2 separate regions of the Homo sapiens genome follow, and region 1 is linked to region 2. A link is a loop called in an ENCODE intact Hi-C map of the cell type or tissue named here. Cell type or tissue: psoas muscle. All regions are shown on one strand.

Region 1 (5,000 bases), 450 kb before region 2:
GACGGGGTTTCATCGAACTCCTGACCTCAAGTGATCCGCCGGCCTCAGCCTCCCAAAGTGCTGGGATTACAGGCGTGAGCCACCGTGCCTGGCCTGTGTTTTCTTATTCTTCCTTTTTGAGACGGAGTCTCGCTCTGTCACCCAGGCTGGAGTGCAGAGGTGCGATCTCGGCTCACTCCAAGCTCCGCCTCCCGGGTTCAGGCCGTTCTCCCGCCTCAACCTCCTGAGTAGCTGGGACTACAGGCGCCCGCCACCACGCCCGGCTGATTTTTTTGTATTTTTAGTAGAGACGGGGTTTCACCATGTTAGCCAGGATGGTCTCTATCTCCTTCTTAACCAGCTCCAGGGTGAAGAGTACGTTTCCAGGAATCTCATTTCATTACCAGTGAACTCTGTTGTGATCAACATTCACTCTCTTAACTTTTTGTTCACTTTAATTCTTAGAATCAGGCGTGGTAGGCAAACAGCTGACACTCATTTTCTCTGTCAAAAAGGCAGTTTCGAATTATTGGTGAGCAACTGGTGGTCGCATAGGAGAGGGGAGAAGGGGAGAGTCCGGGGAGTGATCGATTGGGGGACGGGGATTAGGCATGCATAGCAGAGCCAGGGAGGTCACGTTGGGGACCCGCCATCCTTGACCACATCTGTTTAAATTCAGCCAGGGTAAAACATTAGCGCACAGGAAGGCGGCTTCACGGGGAGGGAAAAGAGGGTGAGCTCCGCCTCCCTACACCCTAGGGCTGGAGGCTCAGCTCAGAACAGGAATCAGATGGTCCAGGTAGAGAGGCTATAGCCACGGCGAAGACCCAAAGCCAGGCCATTCCGGACGCTGGTTAGCTCCTGGGGGCGGGCCCAGGAGGGACTGGGAGGTGGGATGAGACCCTCCACCACTCTAGGAGAATGTGGGCTCGGAGCTAAGCTCACACACGCACGCGCTCCACAGAGGCTCTGTTTACAGCATTATGTAGTTGCACAGCCTTTATTCAGGTTGGAGCTTTAACACCTTGAATGTGCAACAGAATCGGTCAAATCCCGTTTTGTTAGGGACATGGTGTTTTGCGGAGCCTCCTTCGTGGTGTCTGAGAGAGCAGTGGCAGATAGCCAGGGGCTCAGGCCCCAGGACCCCACTTGCCCTGCTGGGAGTGAGCCCAGTCATGAAGTCCTTGGCCTCCCAGAGCCTGTGTCTGCACTCAACAGCTGAGCCTGGAGGAGCAGAGAGCCAGAAGCGTCAGGTCCTCCGAACTGGATATTCCCCTCCACTCAGTGCCCCCAAGCTCAGAGCTTGGAGAGAGCCACACATCGGCTGCCTGTGCTGCTGGTCCCCTGGTTCAGGAGGGTCGGGTCCGCTGTGCCCAGGAGCTGCAGCCTCAGGTGCAGCACCCCATGGCTCTGGAGATGGCACCTGTGCAAACCGTGGGTGGCCCTCCCTCTTTTCTCTCCTGCCTTCTTTTTCTTGGCCATTTGAGGGTCACTTTTCTCTCCTATTCTTTTTCTCTGGTCTTGAACCTGAGGCCTATCAATCCACTTACAGGCTTGGCTTAAGCTACCTTGGAATTTTAAAAGAAAATTGTTGCCACCTGCCCTGGATGGTCCTGATGTTGCCTTGAGATCTACAGTGTCTCAAGTGTGGGTAAGACGAAAGTGCCAGAGGCTCGTATGCCACCTGAGGCCTCATGCTGAATTCGCTTACAGTCAGTTACAAATGCTTTTTAGATCTTCAATGCTTCTGTGAAGCCTCATATTTGCTGTTCAGACAGACACTATAATGGAGATGGAATAAATGGACAGCAACTACACAGGACGGTGTGGGCAGATGGTGTTGGAGCGAGGGGTGCAGGTGGAGCCCACAGGAGAGGAAGGCTGATTGATCTTCTATGGGGAGAGCTTCATAGCACGGGGGTGGGGGCACCTGACTGGCAAGCTGTTTGGTGTGAGTTTGGGGATGCAGCTGTCAGGGAGAACATCCCTTCTTGAATGAGCAGAAGACTTCATGAATCCGCTGAACATGCTGCAGCACTAAATTCACTGTTTGCCACATGGCCAAGCTCATCTGCTCATCACAGTGGAGCTGGTGGCCTTGGCGTTATGGGCTCCCAACCCTGGCCAATGACATACGACAGCCCTGGGCACATCTTGAACCATGAAAGGAAGGCACAGGCCAGATGCCAGATACGAGGCTGATGCTTAAATGAGTGAAAGAAAAAATCACCCATCATCCTCCCCCCACCCCACCCCCAAAAAGCCAAAACCTAATTCAGACCAACCTGAAAACTAAAAATAAGAGATGGAGAGGAGGTGGAGAAGACAGCCATCCAGGAAATTCGTTTCTGACCATAGGGACTGAAAAAGACTTGCCTCTGCCCTCAGTTGGCAGAGTGGTTTGTTGTGCAACCTGTGAGACTCTGCCCAGTACCTCTTATCTGGGCTGTCAGTTAAACTGACACGGCTGACTCTCCCCACAACGGAGCTGTAATTAGCTCAGATGCCGGGCTGGGACAGGCCTGGGATGGGGCACTTCCAGGTGCTGGTGATAGACAGGGGCCCACTCCAGCAGTAGTTCTGTTGGCGCTGTGCTCCTTCCCCACCCAGGCTAAGGGTTTGCGCTGCTCCTCTGGAGGCCATGGGACTGGCTGTGCACCTGCAGGCCCATGGTGCAGAGCTACAGGGCACCACAAGCTGTCCACATGCCCACGTTAGAGTTTCACTCAGCCCTTGGCCTCCCAGGGAGAATCAGAGCTGAGTTAATAAGTGAAGCATTTACAGGCCACCTCATACTCTTGAAAGATAAGGAGAGCCCTCAACCTTGTGATAGATAAGCATTGTTCAAGAGCAGAAGTCTCCAGGGAAGACGTCTTGGAAAATCCATGTTTTCTATGGTCAGGGCTACCTTAGCCTCCCAGACCCTCCCAGAAGGAAGTAGAGATAGAGGGCCATGTGTCTGCTGGCCTGGTCTGCCCACTGCACATCGTGGGGCTGTGGGTGATACACTCGGGACACGCTGCACAGCCCGGTCCTGAGCCCTTCCCTGGACTCTGACGGCCCAGGTCTGGCTCTGCCCACAGCCCTGCTTTAGGCCGTGGCTCTTGCATACTTTGGCCTCCTGTGAACATTTAAAAGATGGTGGTGTCTGCCCTCATGCATCTAAATAATAAAAACGTTTCCAAACCACAAGTTTTAAAATCCCACAAAGCTCTGATTTTCTCATGATGACTGGCTGCTGCTGCTGCTTCCGACTTTCCTTCTGCCCTCCTTCACCTCCTCTTTTTCTTCTTCAAGTGTCGAATTCTTTCAAATGTTTGTTTTATTTCATAACCCTGCTTGCTGATGCCCTGAGCGTGGGCTTGCTCTGTTGTTTGGTAGCCCAGTGCGGGCCGTAACCTTGCTCTTAGCAAACAGCTTCCAGCTGGGAGATGTGCCCCTTGGTCACCAGGACCAAACCCAGTTACTAGTTCTGTTGATGCCAACAAGTCTTTCAATTACAGCGATGGGTACAACTGGTCTGCTTAGAATGAACTTGAGCCTGGAGCCCAGAGACCCAGGTGCCAGTCCAGGCTCTGCCTGCAACTGACCAGCCCTCTCTGGACTCAGTTTCCTCATCTGTAAAGTTACTAGAAGGCCACCGTGGTCGTTTCCAGCTTCTGCAGGCCACACCCTTGCTGTCATGGGATTCAGGCCAGGCCTGGACAGCCTGAGACACCTCTGTCCTTACTGCTTCTGGCTTAGTCCTCATCCCAGAGAAGGCTGTGGGTCAAGACAGTGCCAGGAGGTTGGGCAGCCGTCCACTCCCAAACCCAACCAGGGATTGGGATCAAGCAGGGAGCGGGGTACACTCAATGCCCACACCTGATGTGCTAACCACTGGGTGAATTATTTTCACTTCTGTGAACAAGGCCTCTGCTATCGCTTCACCAAGAAGCCGGCCACATCTGAAAACCACCGGTGTTGCGAGTTGTCTTATGGAAAGTGGAAACAGGCAGGATGTGGTTTGAACTGACAAAACACCAAGGCAGCCCATTCCTCAGGAGGGGCTTTAAACAATGGCATGGAGAATGGGGGAGGAGATCATGTCTTCTGACTTGGAGCCAACTGGCCATTAAGGCTGGGCCGGCAAACGAGCTACTTAGGACCAAGATGGTAAAACAACAACAACAACAACAAAACACACGCACAACAACCGAGAAACAAAAACAAATCAACAGTAGTATTCCTCCTTTCAGTAGTAAAACTCTGCATCTATACAGCAACTCCCACACTGAAGATGCTTTCACACTCACTAGGTGCTTGCTCTTGATGACCTGCAGAGACAGGCGGAGCTGTGTTAATATTCCTGTTTTGGGGATAAGAATCCTGAAATAGGATGACGGCTGTGAAGACAGGAAGTGTCAAAGTGGTCCCAAAAGCCAGGACTCCTGAAGCCTGACCCCAATTCAGCATCTAGTTCTCCTGGCCCTGTGTAAACACAGCCCCATTCGAGAAAGGCAGCACTTCCTGTGACACCACAGCACACACCCCCGCCTTGGGTTGGGGGTGCATCCCCCCAAATGGATGCTGCGTGAAGGCAGAGGGCTTGAGGGCTTTACCACATACTCCCTGTGCCTCACACCTCGCTGCCCATTGAGACACTCCACAAAGTCTGATAAATGAACAATTAATTATAAATAATGAAAACACCGAGAGGCCACTCATCTCCAAAGATTTAGGTACAGAATTTGCCCAGCTGTGATAGGATCTTATGCGGAAAAGGTTTCTGTCTTGCCTCCTAAGCCAGTTGGATGAAAAGTCTTTTCCTTGGCTTTCCTGGAAAGGAGAAACATTAATGTGAAAAGACAGGAGTGAAATGAGTTCCTGGAAATTGACAGTGGTCCATTTCTCTGCACCTTAGAATTTGCTGCGCTTGACTCCCTTACGTGCTGGTACCACTCCTGTGAGATAACAGTTTCCCTGTGTTCCATCTGCAAGGACCTTCCTTGGTGTGTTGGTTGACATTTGATGGCTTTGCT
Region 2 (5,000 bases):
CAAACTCTGCCTCCAGGGTTCAAGCGATTCTCCTGCCTCAGCCTCCCAAGTAGCTGGGACTACAGGCACGCACCATCACGCCTGGCTAATTTTTGTATTTTTCGTAGAGATGGGGTTTCACCATGTTGGCCAGCCTGGTCTTGAACTCCTGACATCAGGTGATCTGCCGGCCTCAGCCTCCAAAAGTGCTGGGATTACAGATGTGAGCCATCGTGCCCAGCTAAAAGGAACTTTTGAAAGAACCCCCCAGACAACTCTGTTGCAGCATCTGAATATATTTGTTCTGATTTTCTTTAGTCCCTTCCAGGCTCTGTTCTTCAGACATTAGTATTTTTTACAGTTTCTTAATCAGAGGGCATGTACAATTTTATATTCTGCTGTTTCTACTTAATATGATATTATTGACATTCTTCTACATTGTTACATAATTAAACTTTTCAATTGCAGCATAACATTTTACAGGATATATATGCTATAATTCACATAGCTATTCAAGTAATATTGAATAAGTTATGTATCCCTTTTTCACACCCATCCCTCCTTACAGATTCCACTGTAATAAACATCTTTAAATACATAGCTTGACAAAAAAGATTTATTAGGATCAATTTCCAGGAGTGAGCGAGATTGTTATTTTATTGTTATTATTATTATTATTGTTTTTTAGAGACAAGGTCTCACTCTGTCTCCCAGGTTAGAGCACACTGGCATAATCACAGCTCACTGCAGCCTCAGCCTCCTGGACTCAAACAATCCTTCCACTTCAGCCTCCTGAGTAGCTGAGACTACAGGCATGTGTCATCATGCTCGGCTAATTTTTTTTTTGTAGAGACAAGGTCTTGTTATGTTGCCCAGGCTGGTCTTGAACTCCTGGGCTCAAGTGATCCTCCTGCCTCGGCCTCCCAAAGTGCTGAGATTACAGGCGTGAGCCACCGTGCCAGGCTTGAGTGAGATTATTATGTGAAAGGGGATAAACATTTAAATCATTCTCGACACCACAGCTAAACTGCTTTCCTAAGGGCTATTACCAGTTTATGTGGCAAATTTGTACAATACATTGTCAGGATGCCCCATAACAACAGAGGAAATGGTCTATTAAATGCCAGTGTACTCTGATAGGATTTTCTGAGGGCCACACCCAATGTGTAACTCAGGAGTGTTACATTCACATCCACTTATGATTTCCAAAATTTAGGCACAGTTTATGCAAGCCCGTGGCGATGTGTTTTCTGCTGCTAGGCAGCTTTCAAAATACTGTATGGTTAATTTTTCCTTGCAGATTGACTTTTCTGGAGATATATCCATATCTCCATTGTAATTGGCCCAATTCTAAAACGCTGAAAAAGGAGGCGTTGGAAGGAAGGGAGGGAATGGATGTTGAGAGTCCACAGAAATGCAAAGCCAGGGGATTTCCCAAGCTTCAGCAAGAAACCAGGGAGGCTCGGTATTTGACAGAATGTTCATCTTTGGGCTGTGATTGTTCCATCTCTCTCTCTCTCTCTCTCTCTCTCTTTTTTTTTTTTTCTTTTGAGACATGATCTTGCTTTCTTGCCAGGCTGGAGTGTAGTGGCAAGATCTCACTTACTGCCTCCTCTCTCTTCCGGGTTCAAGCGAATCTCGTGCCTCAGCCTCCCGAGTAGCTGTGATTACAGGCGTGCACTACCACACCCAGCTAATTTTTGTACATTTGTAGAGATGGGTTTTCGCCATGTTGGCCAAGCTGGTCTCAAACAAACTCTTGGCCTCAAGTGATCTGCCCGTCTCAGCCTCCCAAAGTGCTGGGATCTGCCTGGCCCTGTTCCATCTCTTAAGTACTTTCTTTAAAATCACATTTTGGCTCAAAAAGCAAATGGGTATTTGACTGATGAAGAACAATATGGATTTTAAAAATCTCTCTGGTAGGGGACAAGAGCAACCTAGTGGCACCCCTCATTGCTCCTCCCTGTCAGAATATTTCTCACCTGTTTTCCACCCCTCGCTTCCTGACTAGGTCTCCCGGAAGAGCAGCTGGTGCATTTTGCTGTCTGTTTTGTGATAAACATTCAGCTCTTTTTCCCTCTTGCTATTTCATGGATATATGTGAGGGTGAAATCAATAATACTATACGTGAAGACTTTTAAAAACTAAGAAAAGCACGAGGTTTCAAGGGTGCAAATACTTATTAGTATTATCATCACTAATATTTGCAAAACAAGAAAAAGAAATAATATTGCTAAAAATAAGAAATTGGAAAAAATTGCTGACAGAAGTCAATTTAAGAATAAAGTTGAACATGATTTTGGAAGGCTGGTCATAAATACAAATAAATAAATATACATATATATGTTGGTATCAAATATATTGAATTTTAGGTCTAGATAAATAGGCATTTTTTTGTTTCCTAAGAAAATATTCAAAATTTTAGTTGAAAATGGTGAATATTTTCTTTGTAAACTTTATCTTAAGGCAAATATATAGATAAGACTGTATGAAATTTCAGCTGATATACATTACTAATTATACACTGTTGGCTGGGCATGGTGGCTCATGCCTGTAATCTCAGCACTTTGGGAGGCCAAGGCAGATGGATCACTTGAGGTCAGGAGTTTGAGACCAGCTTGGCCAACGTGACAAAACCCCGTCTCTACTGAAAACACAAAAATTAGCCGGCTGTGGTGGTGCAAGTCTGTAATCCCAGCTACTTGGGAGGCCAAGGCAGGAGAACTGCATGAACCCAAGGAGGTGTAGGTTGCAGTGGGCTGAGATTGTGCCATTGCACTCCAGCCTGGGCAAGAGCGCAAGACTCCATCTAAAAAATAAATAACTAAACAAATAATACACTGTTAAGACTGACATCAAGGCTATCTCTGGGAATGCATTAATAGGTAAAACTCTGATATTTACCCAATAAAGTCATTGAATGCTTACACTGTTCATCTTGCTATGGTAGACACTTTAAAGGATTGAGTAAGAAAAAAAAACTATCCTTTCCATTTATAAGCGTATTTTTTTCTCATAAGGAAAGATATGATGTTTGGGTAATATGGGGTTTAAATTGCTTGTTGTTTTATTGAGGGTTGAGGGAGGTCTTATAATGTCTGGAAACGAATTGAATCAGCTAATGAATCAACGGTCATTATTGTTTTAAATCCCCATTTGCCAATTCTGAGATATTAAAATAGGGAATGCAGGGAACATTACAAACTGCCATTTGGTTATTTAATGTGATTTCTGGGGCACCAGGAAAGCTTCTTTGAGCAACAAACTCTCTCTCTTCCTTGTTTACTATTCCTTAAAAGTGAATAATATCCCTATTCTCTAATTTAAGTGCATGAGGCCTTTGCTTTCAGACTCTGCCTCTTTCAAAATGGTAGAGTTAACAAGTTGAGCTGATAGTTGTTGACAACCACTTACGCTTGGGATGAGTTGGTTTCAAATTTTGTCTTGAAAAGGATTTTGTTTGGGAAACAGCTTAAGATCCAAAATATGGGATGGAGACTACAATAAAGAGTAGAGAGGGGACTCCAGAGAAAACTCTGTCTCCCATCACAATTTGGGTTAGGATCAGCATTGTAGAAAACACTACCAACAAATCTGGAAAAGCAGGTAAATCTGTAGTCTTTCTGCAACAACATGGAACAACATGACATTCTATGAGATGACTATATAAATAGGGAAGAAAGTGAATTAATCTCCAGGAGAAATATCTAGACACTCTATTTTTATTTTTTGATACAGAGTTTCGCTCTTATTGCCCATGCTGGAGTGCAATGGCATGATCTCAGCTCACTGCAACCTTCGCCTCCCAGGTTCAAGTGCCTCTCCTCCCTCAGCCTCTTGAGTAGCTGGGATTATAGGCATGCACTACCATGCCCAGCTAATTTTTTGTATTTAGTAGAGACGGGGTTTCACCATGTTAGGCTGGTCTCGAACTCCTGACCTCAGGTGATCCACCCACCTCAGCCTCCCACAGTGCTGGGATTACAGTTGTGCACCACTGCTCCTGGTCCTCTCTCTCTCTCTCTCTCTCTCTCTCTCTCTCTATATATATATATATATATATATATATATATATATATGTATTTTTTTTTTTTTTTAGAGACAGGGTCTCTGTATCTTGTCACCCAGGTTGGAGTACAGTGGTGCAATCATAGCTCACTGCAGCCTTGAAGTGTGGGTTCAAGTAATGCTCCTGCTTCAGCCTCCCGAGTAGCTGGGACTGCAGATGCTCACTACCACATCCTGCTAATTTATGTTTATTTTTTGTAGAGAAGGAGTGGCACTACTGTTGCGCAGGCTGGTCTTGAACTCCTGGCCTCAAGTGATCCTCTTTGCCTCCGCCTCCCCATAGACCACTCTAGAGAACATTGTACTCAGATGGAACTTGAACCATCCAGAATAAATCAGGCCTGGGAAAGAGAGAAGAGAGGCAGCAGAGAGAACTGTCTGAGAAGAGTATGTTGGCAGCCCAGCTGCCAAAAAGCAGTCCAGATGGTCCCAACTTAACTGAAAATGGAAATTTTCCCTGACCCTTTCATGGGCCTTGTGACAAGGATGCCTCATTTACTCAGCCTGCAGCTTTCAACCCCTCGTGGGAAGAGGAGCACACAGGTGAGTGGGTGCAGGAGCTGGAGTTAATGCTTTCAGGCGCTGGCAGGTGCAAAACTCCATGCAGGCCCCACGGCAGCATCTTGCAGGGGGTGGTACCCATGACCCTTGAAGCCCCAGAGGGCATGTATTACAGGCAGCGCTTTGAGCTTGGCTGTCCACAGACGGCTTAAGTGTTTAACAGCTCAGTGGACCCTCTGCCTTTTCACGAGGGCAGAGGGTCACTGTGACAGCTTTCTGTACCCCAAGCTGTTGTCTGGTGTCCAGGAAAAATCAGGTCATACGAATGAATTGAAGGATAGTAAACATGGGGGATTTTATTGCCAGTGGAAGTGGTTCTTAGCAGGAAGGGGAGCTGGAAAGAGGATGGAGTGGGAAGGTAATCTTCCCCTGAAGTCTGGCCATTTGTGTTT

The links. A loop is a pair of places that touch in the nucleus more often than their neighbours do. Peaks named below come from ENCODE experiments on the same cell type or tissue, not always from the same donor. Only the 100,000 strongest peaks of a DNase experiment are listed, where the experiment ranks them.
Region 1: a loop joins it to region 2, with 6 times the contacts of the local background. A loop is called at or near these places in 2 of 110 quality-filtered maps.

The regions. Positions count from the first base shown.
Region 1 is chr18:63,097,684-63,102,683 of GRCh38, reverse strand. No RefSeq gene overlaps it. Among named protein-coding and RNA genes, the nearest start is that of BCL2, 220 kb to the left of the region's middle. RefSeq lists enhancers at 3,607-3,666, 3,697-3,766, 3,797-3,926. In psoas muscle, no CTCF peak of the experiment used is centred here; a DNase peak (open chromatin) is centred at 2,483; H3K27ac peaks cover 694 bases.
Region 2 is chr18:62,644,628-62,649,627 of GRCh38, reverse strand. No RefSeq gene overlaps it. Among named protein-coding and RNA genes, the nearest start is that of PHLPP1, 68 kb to the left of the region's middle. In psoas muscle, no CTCF peak of the experiment used is centred here; no DNase peak of the experiment used is centred here.